Linked DNA regions of Homo sapiens: region 2 is linked to region 1. Evidence: read pairs that join two places in POLR2A ChIA-PET (ENCODE). Cell type or tissue: Caco-2. All regions are shown on one strand. Links, peaks and the distances in the headings refer to the core of each region. The heading gives the core; the rest is flanking DNA. Region 1 has its middle 84 kb from the start of LINC00581. Region 2 has its middle 200 kb from the start of LINC00581.

Evidence for each region. Peaks named below come from ENCODE experiments on the same cell type or tissue, not always from the same donor. Only the 100,000 strongest peaks of a DNase experiment are listed, where the experiment ranks them.
Region 2: POLR2A ChIA-PET joins it to region 1 with 5 read pairs; 3 of 35 experiments call an interaction of 5 or more read pairs at or near these places.

The regions. Positions count from the first base shown.
Region 1 is chr6:21,424,235-21,430,747 of GRCh38, forward strand. No RefSeq gene overlaps it. Among named protein-coding and RNA genes, the nearest start is that of LINC00581, 84 kb to the right of the region's middle. In Caco-2, for the core only: no CTCF peak of the experiment used is centred there; a DNase peak (open chromatin) is centred at 2,797.
Region 2 is chr6:21,312,175-21,318,687 of GRCh38, forward strand. No RefSeq gene overlaps it. Among named protein-coding and RNA genes, the nearest start is that of LINC00581, 200 kb to the right of the region's middle. In Caco-2, for the core only: no CTCF peak of the experiment used is centred there; no DNase peak of the experiment used is centred there.

The DNA of each region.
Region 1 (6,513 bases), core at 601-5,600:
TTAGGGAGATTAGCCATATTTATCTGTGATATATGTTGCAAGTATTTCCCTAAATTTGTTATTTGTCTTCTGACTTTCCACACGGTGTTCTTAGATACTGTTAAGACACTAGTATCAGAGAAGGCAGGTCCCGCATCTCTTTTGCTGCCATTATGTCCCCAAAGCCATTATGTTTCTCCATCTACAAAAAAAGAAAAAGTGACACTTGTTACTGTTGGTGTCTAAAGCCCTCTTCAACTCTGAAAATCTATGCTGCTGCTTCCCATTCTTATGTTTGGTTTACTCAGGTTTTCTGCCTTCCCCTCCCTCTGTCGCTGAGCTTGGGCATGGGGGTGGTGCTTACACATGGGGCTATGTGGTGGCTAGCCCCCACATAGTGTTACATGAGAAGTGCCTGGAAGGGCTCTCTCCCCTGAGTACCCCACCTCATTGTCATTCGGCATGTCACCATTAGGAATGCGTTCTCTTTTCTCCACCCGCACTGCCTTTATTTAGGTCTTCTCTGCCTCTTGTCTGGATTTGGGCCAGTCTCCAAGTTTGTCTTCATGGGTCCTATGTATTCAACCCCCAGATGACATTTCTTATAGACTAGCCCTGCTCAGGATATTTTTCCCATCTCTTCCTTGTATTGCCTATTGCTTTTATTACTAAAGTGCTAGGGCCCTCCATGATAAGTCTCAAACTATACCTTCAAGGGGGTGTCCCATTACCCTCCTGGATAGCCTCTGCCCCATCACACAGACTACTCACCATCATCCACCTCTATGCTCAGCTGGTTCTTCTGCCATGCCCATCTTCTATCCAGGTGTATTAGATCATTTTCATGCTGCTGATAAAGACGTACCTGAGACGGGGAAGAAGAAGAGGTTTAATGGACTTGTAGTTCCACGTGACTGGGGAGGCCTCACAATCATGGCGGAAGGCAAGGAGGAGCAGGTCACATCTTACATGGATGGTGGCAGGCAAAGAGAGAGCTTGTGCAGGAAAACTCCCCCTTACATAACCATCAGATCTCGTTAAACTTATTTACTATCACGAGAACAGCACAGGAAAGACCTGCTTCCATAATTCAATCACCTCCCACTGGGGTTCCTCCCACAACACATGGGAAATATGGGAGTTACAATTCAAGATGAGATTTGGGTGGGGCACAGCCAAACTATATCACCAGGCCCAATTCTACCTGAAAAATATTGCCCATTTCTCACCATCTTCCTCCCAAACTGGAGTAAGACTCTGCTTTCCAAGGGCCCTTAATAGTTTGAATAAAAGATCATATTGTGTATTTTTTTCTTGGAAGATGCATGGCTCCCTATCTACCAGAGTAGAGTCTCTTTGAGGGAAAAAAAATGTATTCTTTATAATCCTTATAAAGTTCGGCAAGAATTCATCCCTAAGGCATTTATTGACTAGAATCAAAGTGACGCTCACTCCTGGGAAATTGAATTTTAATTTAATTTGCACAGTGCTCCTGGGATGAGTAGCAAGTTAAGTCTTAAGTAGATAGGATTTAATTAGTTTAGTGATTCATTTTTTTCTTACATGAGTGTACACTCCTGTGTAGGTGTGAAAACATTAGTGTACACCTCTGTGTAGGGGCGTGTGTGTAAACAAATGTGCATGCACCATCACATTCTGGTAGAAGGGGAATAATGTCAAAAAAAAAAAAAGGGGAAAATGTGTAGCAGTTACCACAAAGGCACTGAAGGAGCATATTTACTTTATGGTTTCACCAAAGACTAATTCTGCTCATTCTTGAAACAGCCTACCCCATTATTCTATCAAATTATATGTTTTCTGTCTGTTTACTTTTGGATAAAATTTATCCATGAAAACTTTTTTAGTTAACCCATAACCCCCAACTACCTTATATCACCCTGATAGGTTAACACAGCTCTGCACAGATGTGTTAAGACATGAATGAAGCAGTTCAATGTGATTTATCTCCTATTCAGATTGTCCTTCCTGGGATAGTACTTCCTAATTTAATGTTGAAGTCTTTCTATAAAAATTGTTCATAAATATTTGAAAGTGAAAGAATTCTCCAGATATTTGATCTGGGACAGTTCCCAGTGATCTTACACAACACTCTCATTTAGCTCTGCCCATGACTACCTGGAATAAAGGTTACGTTTTTCAAGCTTCCCTTGCAGCTAGGAATGTCCATGTGACTAAGTTCTGGTCAATGAAATGTAAACAGAAGTGTCACGTATAAGTTCCAAAAATGGTCTTTAAAGCATGAGGGCAATGTGTTTCGGACCCTTTTTTTTTTTTTTTTTCCCCATTGAGAGGGAATTGAGAGGGATGTTGACATAATAGATGAAGCTCCAGCAGCCATCTTAGCCCATGAGGTAAAAATCTGGCACTAAAAATGGCAATACCAGCAAGATAGAATGGGCCTGAGTTGATGATGACTTTCTGAACATGCCTACTGGACTACCTACCTCCAGTTTTCTTTTGCAGGAAAGAGAAACAAGACTTCTATCTTATTTAGTCCTTTGTTTATGGTTTCTTTATTCACAGCTTAACTAAATCCTGATTGAATATAGCCATAGAGAGGGCAGGGCTTGAAGAACGGCAGAGAGCCCTCAAATGAGACCCTAAATGATGCTCTGTCTGGAATTTTAAAAAATCCTTAAAAAGAAGAGGAAGAAGATCAAAATGATGTGCTACAGGGTATGTTCCCTGCTCCTTGGTGAGAGCAGGAATGTCAATTGCATTATGTGCTGGAAACGTCACAGTCAGCATTGATGGGCCTCTCAGGCCAGTGTCCATAAGACACTGGATGGACAGGAAGTACCAGAGGACGACAGCATGAGCAAGGAAGCCACGGAGCGTTAAAGAGGCTGGACTGTAATGAATGCTGGCTGTCGCTAGCTGGGCTTAAAACATGCGAGACATGGGATTTGGTGGCATGGTGTCTTCATTTCTCAACCATGGAATTAATTTTCATTTATGGTAATGAGCATATTAAAATAACTTGGTAGTAATTCCATCCCTTCTTATTTAAGCTATTCCCAGTCTGGCATCATTCCACAAAGCAAACTACTTGAGGAAGTTCTTGCCAGGAATGCAGTGACAAGGGCATTACACAATGGTAGAGAAACCAAGGTCCAGAAAGGAAAGGGATTTGCCTTAAACCGCCCAGCTAGTTAGTTACTCTCAGGGCTGGGTTTGAACTCTGGTTTCTTGAGGCTTCTGGGCCAGCCTGTCTTTCCCCAGAATCCCCTTTTATCTGCCCGTACAATCCACTGTCAATCAGGAAAATTGGTTGTGCTCTGGAAAACTGGGCTGAACTGAAATGAAATATTCATCTTTACCATAAGATCAAGAGTAATCAAACTCAGAGCTTTCATATCAAGAGAAAAATCCGAGAAAAATTTAGCTTTCAAAATGTTTGCAAAAACAATTATTTCAAGTTGTGTCTTTCTGACTGTAAAAAACAAGGTTTTGCATGAGATAATTTGTTGATAAAGCATTTGTGTGCAGAGAAGTGCGGTGCCCACGCAAGAAAACACTCTAGTGTCTTTTTTATGGGGTTCGAAATCTCCAAGTACCAAGAGTGGATGGGTGGACCAATTACAATGCCAGTTATAAAATGGATAATAAAATGAAAAAATAAGTTTGATTAACATTTTCTTTGGTACTAGATGAGTTTCCCAGAGTTTCCCAAAGCACAGAGCTCTGCAAACAATAGTATTGTTATTATTTATTATTTATTTATTTATTTTTGAGATAGATTCTCACTCTGTCACCCAGGCTGGAGTGCAATGGCATGATCTCGACTTGCTGCAACTTCCACCTCCCAGATTCAAGCAATTCTCCTGCCTCAGCCTCCCAAGTAGTTGGAATTACAGGCACACACCACACTACTCCTAGCTAATTTTTTGTATGTTTAGTAGAGACGGGGTTTCGCCATGTTGGCCAGGCTGGTCTCGAACTCCTGAGCTCAGATGATCCACCTGCCTCAGCCTCCCAAAGTGCTGGGATTACAGGCATGAGCCACCACGCCGAGACAGTATTGCTTTTTCTTTTTTTTTTTTTTTGAGACAGAGTCTCCCCCTGTAGCCCAGGCTGGAGTACAGTGGCGCCATCTTGGCTCACTGTAAGCTCCATCTCCTGCGTTCAAGCGATTCTCCTGCCTCAGCCTCCCAGGTAGGTGGGACTACAGGCACCCACCACCATACCCGGCTAATTTTTGTATTTTTAGTAGAGACGGGAGTTTCACCATATTGGCTAGGCTGGTCTCGAACTCCTGACTTTGTGATCCGCCTGCCTCTGCCTCCCAAAGTTCTGGGATTATGGGCGTGAGCCACCGCGCCCAGCCCAGTATTGCTATTTTTAAAAAGCCCTCAATACGCTATTTCTTTCTATTAAATCTTTCAGTATGTTCCTTACTCGTTACAAATTTCTAACATCTGTATTTGTATAAAAGTGCCGAATGTAAGCTGGAGATAATGATAAATCCTTACATAATGGGAGATGTGCCTTTTCACAGGCTCTCTTCCCCCACTGTTTTGTGCAAATCACCTATCTTGGAATCTCAAGTTTTTTAACATTGAAAGAAACCTCTTACTTCAATATATAAATAATCCAATCCCCTCACTTACAAATGAGAAAAAATGAGGTCCCAAGAGAAGAAAGATTGTGCCTAAGGTCACAAAGCTAATAAGTATCTCTTCACTTCCCTTCATGTCTTAATAGTTATCTCTTCAGTTCCCTTCGTGTCTTTGCAGAACAGATCAAAAAGATTTTTCTTCCCCTCTGTTTTCTCACCCACCAAGCAGTCCAGACGAGGTCCCAAGCTTGGAGAGATAAATATGGTACAATAAAGTACTACCATATACAATGTATCAAAGAACTTCTTTTTTTTTTTACTCTGAAGGAACAAAGTGTGTCATAAACATTCATTCTGAGCAGTTTTGTTGTCCACTTTTTATGTATGGGCTGAACTGCCTGTTCTTTGCCCCAAGATGTGTATGTGAAAATGTCACATGTTCACAGTTTATTGGTAGCATTTCAGAGTAGAAGTGGGCCTTGCTAACACAACCAAGCTTCTGTGCACCCTGGGGTGGATGCAGCTGCTGTTCCCAGGTGTCAATGAAGCCCAAAGCAATTGGAGACATTGGTCTAAGGCTGGAAGAAGGTTTCTGAGAGGAGCCAACATCCTAATTTGAGGTCTGCTGAATATCTGTGCTGGCTGTTGCTCTGAGCACACTGCTGCATGCCTGCAGGCCCCTGATAAACTCAGTATTAGTTCCAACATCTCTTACAGATACCACACAGGACAACCCCAAAAGGGCAGTAAATACTTACCACACACACACAAAAAAAGCCACGGTTCTAAGAAAAAGAGACTGAGATTATAGCTACCGTGCTACCTCTAACTGGGTAATATTTCCCCCATCCACCTGTATTTTCATTTTCTTTTCCTTTTTCTTTTCTTTTCTTTCTTTCTTTCTTTCTTTTTTTTTTTTTTTTTCTGTGACAGAGTCTCACTTTGCTGCCCAGGCTAGAGGGCAGTGGCACGATCTCAGCTCACTGCAAGCTTTGCCTCCTGGGTTCACGCCATTCTCCTCCCTCAGCCTCCCAAGTAGCTGGGACTACAGGTGTCCGCCACCACGCCCGGCTAATTTTTTTGTATTTTTAGTAGAGACAGGGTTTCACCGTGTTAGCCAGGATGGACTCGATCTGCTGACCTCGTGATCCGCCCATCTCGGCCTCCCAAAGTGCTGGGATTACAGGCGTGAGCCACCGAGCCTGGCCCTCTTTTTTTTTTTTTTTGAGACGGAGTTTTGCCCTTGTTGCCCAGGCTGGTGTGCAATGGTGCGATCTCAGCTCAGGGCAACCTCTGCCTTCCAGGTTCAAGAGATTCTCCTGCCTCAGCCTCCCAAGTAGCTGGGATTACAGGCACGTGTCACCACACCTGGCTAATTTTGTATTTTTAGTAGAGACGGGGTTTCACCGTGTTGGTCAGGCTGGTCTCGAATTCCTGACCTCAGGTGATTCACCCACCTCAACCTCCCAAAATGCTGGGATTACAGGCGTGAGTCACTGTGCCCGGTCCCACCTGTATTTTCAAAATAATATTTGGCCAAATTTTTATTCCTTGAATGGAGTTATCAGGAAAAAGTAAAACAATTAATGAAATAGCATGCTTTGTGGGGAGGGAGAAAGATAATCACATGTTAATTTAACTAGGAGGTGATAAAATCCACATCTTCTATGCATAATTTATCTGACCTACTACCGACAGCATAACTAGTATATAAAATATCAAAGCTTTATTTGATGCTTTCCTGGGAATTCACTATTTTACCTTCGTTGAAACTGATTAGAATATAGTACCTTTTACTGTCCTTTTAGAACATTTAGAATGAGAAGTGAGCTTGCTTTCCTAGTTTCAATTCAGAAAACTACAAGAAGTGTTTATGTAGCAGCAGCTCAGTATACATGACCCTGTGCTTAGAGATATTGGGATTAAAGCTTGGACTTCCATGATTCTTGGAGTCC
Region 2 (6,513 bases), core at 875-5,874, 110 kb before region 1:
CTATTCTGGCAACCACTCTTGGCTTATTCCAGGAGCAAGTTTGAACCTTGGATGCCTGTCTGTTTGGACTGCATTTCCAGACCTAGCTCACCTGAGTCTCACCTACACCACGCCTTGCCTTTCCGCTGACCTTGGCAGTGTCCCCTCCACTCACAACATTGTTGTCCTCTTTGCCTGTATTAACCTGCCTGATCTCCCAATTCCTGTGACTGGCGGCCTGACGTGGGATACATCCATTCCCCTGCAGTCTGGCCTGGCTCTTGGTTTCAACCCTTTATAGTTGTCCTTTCTTACTGCCACCTGCCTCTTGGCACTCTTTGATGTCTTTACCTGAACAAAATTAATGTCACCTTGTATTTGAGCATGTCCTAATGTGGAGTGTTCTTTACAGCATGGAGCATTTCTTCCCTAATGCTATTTTCTCAGATAAATAAACAACCTGAAAAAAGCAGAGAATAAAATAGTCCTCGCCAAGGGCACTTAACAAATGTTGACATTTAGCTGTATTTGCTTCGTATTGTAAAAGAACTGAATGTAAAAAATACAGTTGAATCTCCTTTCTGGGTCTCTTCTTGATACCATTTCCCTCCTTTTCTCCCTCCTTGGAAGGAAGCTATATGCTAAAGTGGGCCTTTTTCTTCCCATTCACGTTTTTGTGCTCTCACTATGCATTTATATGTCTTCAGAATTTGTATATAATTTGAAATGTTACCTGTGATACTGTATGTATCTGTTATGGGTTGAATTGTATCATTCTCTCCCCCAACCACAAATTCATATGTTGGATCCATATGTTCACAAATTCATATGTTGAAATCCTAACCCCCAGGGCATCAAAATATAAGCTTATTTGGAAAAAGGACCATTGCAAATGTAATCAGGTAGGTTATGATGTGGTGATACTGGAATGGGGTGGGGGGGTCCCTGTGACTGGTATCCTTATATAAAGAATGCCCCGTGAAGAGACAGAGATGTACAGAGGGAAGATGATGTGGAGACACAGGGAGAAGACAGCCTTTGATGAGCCAAGGAACGCCTGCGAAGTTGCTTTCTTTTTCTCACAGTTATGCTTTCTAGATTTAGCCATGTTGGGCGTAGCAGCCCACCACCCTCATTTTAAATAGCAAATGTAGGGTGAGAAGCTTTTTTTAAGAACGTACCTCAACAACACACACAGCTCTACTTTATGCTTTCATTCAGTAAAAATGCATTGAGCACCGGCGATGTGCCAGGCCCTGGGGGGAGAGCAGAGAGGGCCAGTGAGCCAAGGGGAAAGCCTAGCTAGGAATTAGGAAGGTGACCAGGGGATTTGAACACCATGCCAGTGAGGAAGGGGAGAGGATAGTGTTTGATGGCATGAGCATCTAAGCTGGTAGCTTCCGGGGAGGAGGGAGGAACTATCGTTTGGAGGTGTCAGGATCTGCAGTTGCTGGGAAGCAAATTCCTTTATTGCAATGCTTCTCACATTTCTGCAACCATCACAATCCCCTGGAGGGCCTCTTGAAACACAAGCCCCATTGGGCTTAACTCCCAGGGTTTCTGATTCAGGAGGTCTGGGATGGGGCCTGAGAATGTGCATTTTTAACAATTGCTTAGATAATGCTGATTGCTGGTCCAGGGAACACACTTTGAAAACCATCAGTCTATTGCATTCAATGACTCTATTGTCTTTTTTTTTTTTTTTTTTTTTGAGATGGGATGATCTCTAAATCTGTCTAAATCTCTTCTAGAGACAGTTGGAGTGCGGTGGTGTGTCATAGCTCACTGCAGTCTTGAATTCCTGGGCTCAAGTGCTACTGTCACCTTGGCCTTAAAAGTAGCTAGGATTACAGGTGCTCACCACCATGCCTGGCTAATTTTTTCTCTAGAAACAGGGTCTCACTATGTTGCCTAGGCTGGTCTTGAACTCCTGAGCTCAAGCCATCCTCCCGCCTCAGCTTCCCAAAGTGCTGGGATTATAGGCGTGAGCCACTGTGCCTGGCCATCCCACCTAAGACTTGATAAGTGGTAAGATTTCTTATGCTTTGGTGCTGCCTCTCTAGGCCTATGTCTAGGGTTTTTGTTGGCCCCTGATATGGAATGAATTGTATCCTCCCGAAAATTTGTTTGTGGGAGTCCTAACCCTGACTACCTCAGAATATGTGGCTGTATTTGGAAATAGGGTATAAAGGTAGGCCCTAATCCGATGTGACTGATGTCCTTACATGAAGAAAAAGAGCCACCAGGGATGTGCAGGTGCACAGGAAAGGCTGTGTTTTGTGAGGACACCTCGAGAAGGTGGCCATCGGCAAGCCAAGGACTGAGGCCGCAGGAGAAACCAAACCTGCCCACACCTTGATCTCAGACTTTCAGCCTCCCGAACTGTGAGAAAATAAATTTCTGTCATCTGAGCCACCCAGTCTGTGGTATTTTTTTATGGCAGCCCTAGCAAACCAATACAGCTCCTTTTTGGAACTTCACCCTTCCATCACCTTCCATAGGCAAAGGCTTGGCCTCCATGAGCTCCGGAAACTCGTTGCTCTGCGTCTAAGAACTCTGGAAACCCAGTGGAAACCCAAAGGGCGGCTTCTCCACTCACTTCTGCTCACTCTTCTGGCTTTAGTTTCTTTCATTTCTGGCACCTTCAGTTTCCCTTATTTTCTTTCAAACTAAGCTCTCCCTCTATATTTTTAAATGTTATATTTTATCCCCTGTGTGGGTGTCTTTGGAACTGGAAGAAGCCAGCCCACATCAGGTTCATTTGCCATGTTGCTGGGGGTTCCACACTACATTCTTAAATCTATCGAGCACTTTCTTGCATCCAGTTTGATTCACATTCCTTCTGATGATTTTTATAAGACAGTATGACCTCCCTCACATTACAGATGGAAAACGAAAGCTCAGAGTGTTCAAGTGATTTGCCCAGTGTTGCATAGCTAATAAATAATGAAACTTGTCCTGGAACCTAACACCAGTTCTTCCTCCACTCCACCGTGGCACCTATTACAACCCAAGTACAATGACAATATAAGAAAGAGGCCGGGCGTGGTGGCTCATGCCTGTAATCCCAGCACTTTGGGAGGCCGAGATAGGTGGATCACTTGAGCCCAGGAGTTCAAGACCAGCCTGGGCAACATGGTGAAATCCCTGTCTCTACCAAAAAAAATTAAAATTAGCCAAGCATGGTGGTGCGTGCCTGTAGTCCCAGATACTCAGGAGGCTGAGGTGGGAGGATCGCTTGAAGGCAGGAGGCAGAGGTTGCAGTGAGCCAAGATCATGCCACTGTACTCCAGCCTAGGCAAAGGAGTGAGACCCTGCCTAAAACAAAAGAAAAATTTTTTTTTTTTAAAAAAAAAAAGGTCTAAGAAAGAGTAATATTATAGCTCTATAGGATATAACTTTATAAAAATGCCATAGAATATGCTTGAAAACTCTCCAAATTTCAGGAAACACTGCTAAAATTCTTCCAAGTAAAGCTGTGAGATGCTGTCAGGAACATCCACATTTGACTGTTTCTCTTCCCTGGATCTAAAAGCACCTTATGAGAACCCATGAAAAGTTTCTCTTCCACACCATCCATGCCATCAATCCTAAAAGACAGATTTTCATCTCTGTTTATGCCTGAATTTAGCAGACATTCTCTCTATTTTCTTCTAGTAGATTCTAGTGCCAGCATCCAAAGGGTTTTCCTCCTTAGAATATAATCTTGGAGACTTTAAAGTGCCATGTGTATTATGGAATGAAGACTATGGAAATATAACTTATCCTTTTGGATGTAGATTTCAGGTACTTAGCTTAGAGATAGATTTGAAGGTGAGTTTGCTTCTCCTCACTAGCTTGGATATCAGGAAAGTTCTTTCTGGAGATGAACTGTGCCTCTTTGATGCATCATTTTCTCATGACCTAACTCCAATTTAGAATCAGAGTTTTAGAATCTAGAGTGACTTGCTGCTCTAGAATCTATCATCAAGATCTTTTGTCTTGTCTTCATCCCCGCTCCCAAGCCTGGGTCAAGGAAGTTGCATACACTCTTTCCATCTGTGAGTTCTAGAAGGACCCTCTAATTTCCCTTAGACTCCTGTCCTGAGTCCATACCATTCCCATTCACCCCCAGCTCTTTTTGTCTTAATTCAGGTGTGCTCACCTCTTGCCAACACCCTTCAGTCACTGCCTTTCCTGAAACTCATTTTTTTCTTGGTCTCCAGAGAGCAGTAGCCAATTCACTTTTGACTCTCAGTAGCTGCTTGTCTTTCTCCCTTCACGTCAGCTGTCAGAGGGCCTTCAGGAAAATGTGTGGCCCAGCCCTTGCAATGTACTGGACCTTATCATATGTGTTTTATATACTAAAGTTACAGACTTTATTCTACTGTTGACTACGGGCCTTTTTTATTCTGTCCAAAGCAATTGTCAGATTGACTTGGAAAATTTTCCAATTCAAAAGCCTGCTTTAAAGAATAGCTAAGGTCATTACATTTTGCTTAATTTTTTGAAGTACTTTTTAATTTTCATTTAGTAATACACAAACTTATTTTAAGAAACAACTTGTTGCCTGTAATCCCAGCACTTTGGGAGGCTGAGGTGGGCGGATCACTTGAGGCCAGGAGTTCGAGACCAGCCTGGCCAATATGTTGAAACCCCATCTCTACTAAAATTACAAAAAATAAAATAAAATAGCTGGGCATGGTTGCAGATGCCTGTAGTCCCAGCTACTCAGGAGGCTGAGGCATGAGAATTGCTTGAACCCAGGAGGTGGAGGTTGAGATGAACCAAGATCATGCTACTGCATTCCAGCCTGGGCAACAGATCGAGATTCTGTCGCAAAACAACAACAACAACAACAACAACAACAACAACAACAACAACTTGTTAATGGGGAGTCATTTCACGGGCATAGTTTTTACTCTGCAAGATGAAAAAGTTGTAGAGATTGTTTGCACAATAGTGTGAAGATACCTGACAGTATTGAACTGTACACTTAAGAATGGTTAAGGTAGTACATTTTATGTTATGTGTATTTTACCACAATTTTAAAAACAGACGTGCTTCAGATTTTATATGTTTGTAAGAGCTGTCCAACTAATTTCTGAAACCAGCCTACTTACAAATATATATACATATATATATATGGTGTATATATACATATATATATGGTGCCCACATTTCCACCATTTCATTGCATCCTTCTGATATTGGCATAGAAATTCCACCTTTGCTTCTAGATGCAGAAGTAGTTTTTGTGGACACAAAGGTAAAATTACAGTGTGTTTTTCAGACAGAAGAGTTCTTACTGTCACACATTTGAGCACTGCTTCATAGTTGACCTTTCAGTGACCCGAAGTTACCTGTCCAGACAGACGTCTGTGCTCAGAGCCCGACGGCTCCTGGGTACCCAGATGATCACATTACAGTAGTAACCCCCTGTCCATGTTCTCAGGGATGTTACACTGTAGATAATCATGGAAAAGAAAGTTTACTTCTTTGGAGTATCCTCCAGCTCTGTTTTCTTGTAATTTATTAACTGTGAGAAAACAAGGTTGGGGTGAAAGCCCACGTGGTCTTGTCAGCACAAAAGGCATTTTTCAACAAAACTGTGCTGGAAGCATCACGCTGACAAGAAGTCGTGGGGATATTATCAAAGCAACTTTGAGATGTGGTCTCTTCTAGGGGGCAAAAGGATATACTTCCTCCTGTCGAGCGCTCTCCGATTACTACCTCTGGCTTCACTGTGTTGCTTATAGGCTACTCAGACACACAGATGGCCTCAGCGATGCCAGGAATCTGTTTAATTGTCTAACACGGTTTAAAGTTTTTCGGGAGATTCAGGTGATTATTTCAAACAGCAGGAATTACTTTTAAAATGGTTGGCGGCGGGGGCACCGTGGTGAAAAAAAAAGTCAGAAACGTACAACACTTGGATCATTTTTGAAGTGCATCTATTTTTGTTTTCTGTCTGAGACCAAAATGCTCCCGGCATAGTCTGTCCCTGAAACGATAAATATCTTAAGTCACGAAGTCTAAAAGGAGGCAGGGGGCCCAGTGCACTAGGAACCAAGGCGGGAAACAGAAAGCCCAGTTAGAATATTTGCCCGGGACGACTTCAGTAAATGAAGCCTTGGACAAAAGAGAACTTTTTTTCATATGGGAAAAAACCTGGGTATCTATCGATTTCCCTTTCTTCACAGTAATGTTTGGCTCTGACAGTAGCTTTGCAGCTTTGAGACGCTGTGAGTTTTCTGCATCTGCACATTAATGTTCTCAGAGTTTTGTCTAAGAACAGCAAAAACATCTGAGTAATTGCTCTGAAGGACTTCAGCTTCTCAAATGGACTTTAAAGGTCTATCGAGGTCGGGCATAGTGGCTCGCACCTGTAATCCCAGCACTTTGGAAGGCTGAAGCCAGCGGATCACTTGAGGTCAGGAGTTCAAGACCAGCCTGGCCAACATGGTGAAACCCCATCTCTACAGAAAATACAAAAATTAGCCGGGCATGGTGGCGTGTGCCTGTAATCCCAGCTACTCAGGAGGCTGAGGCAGA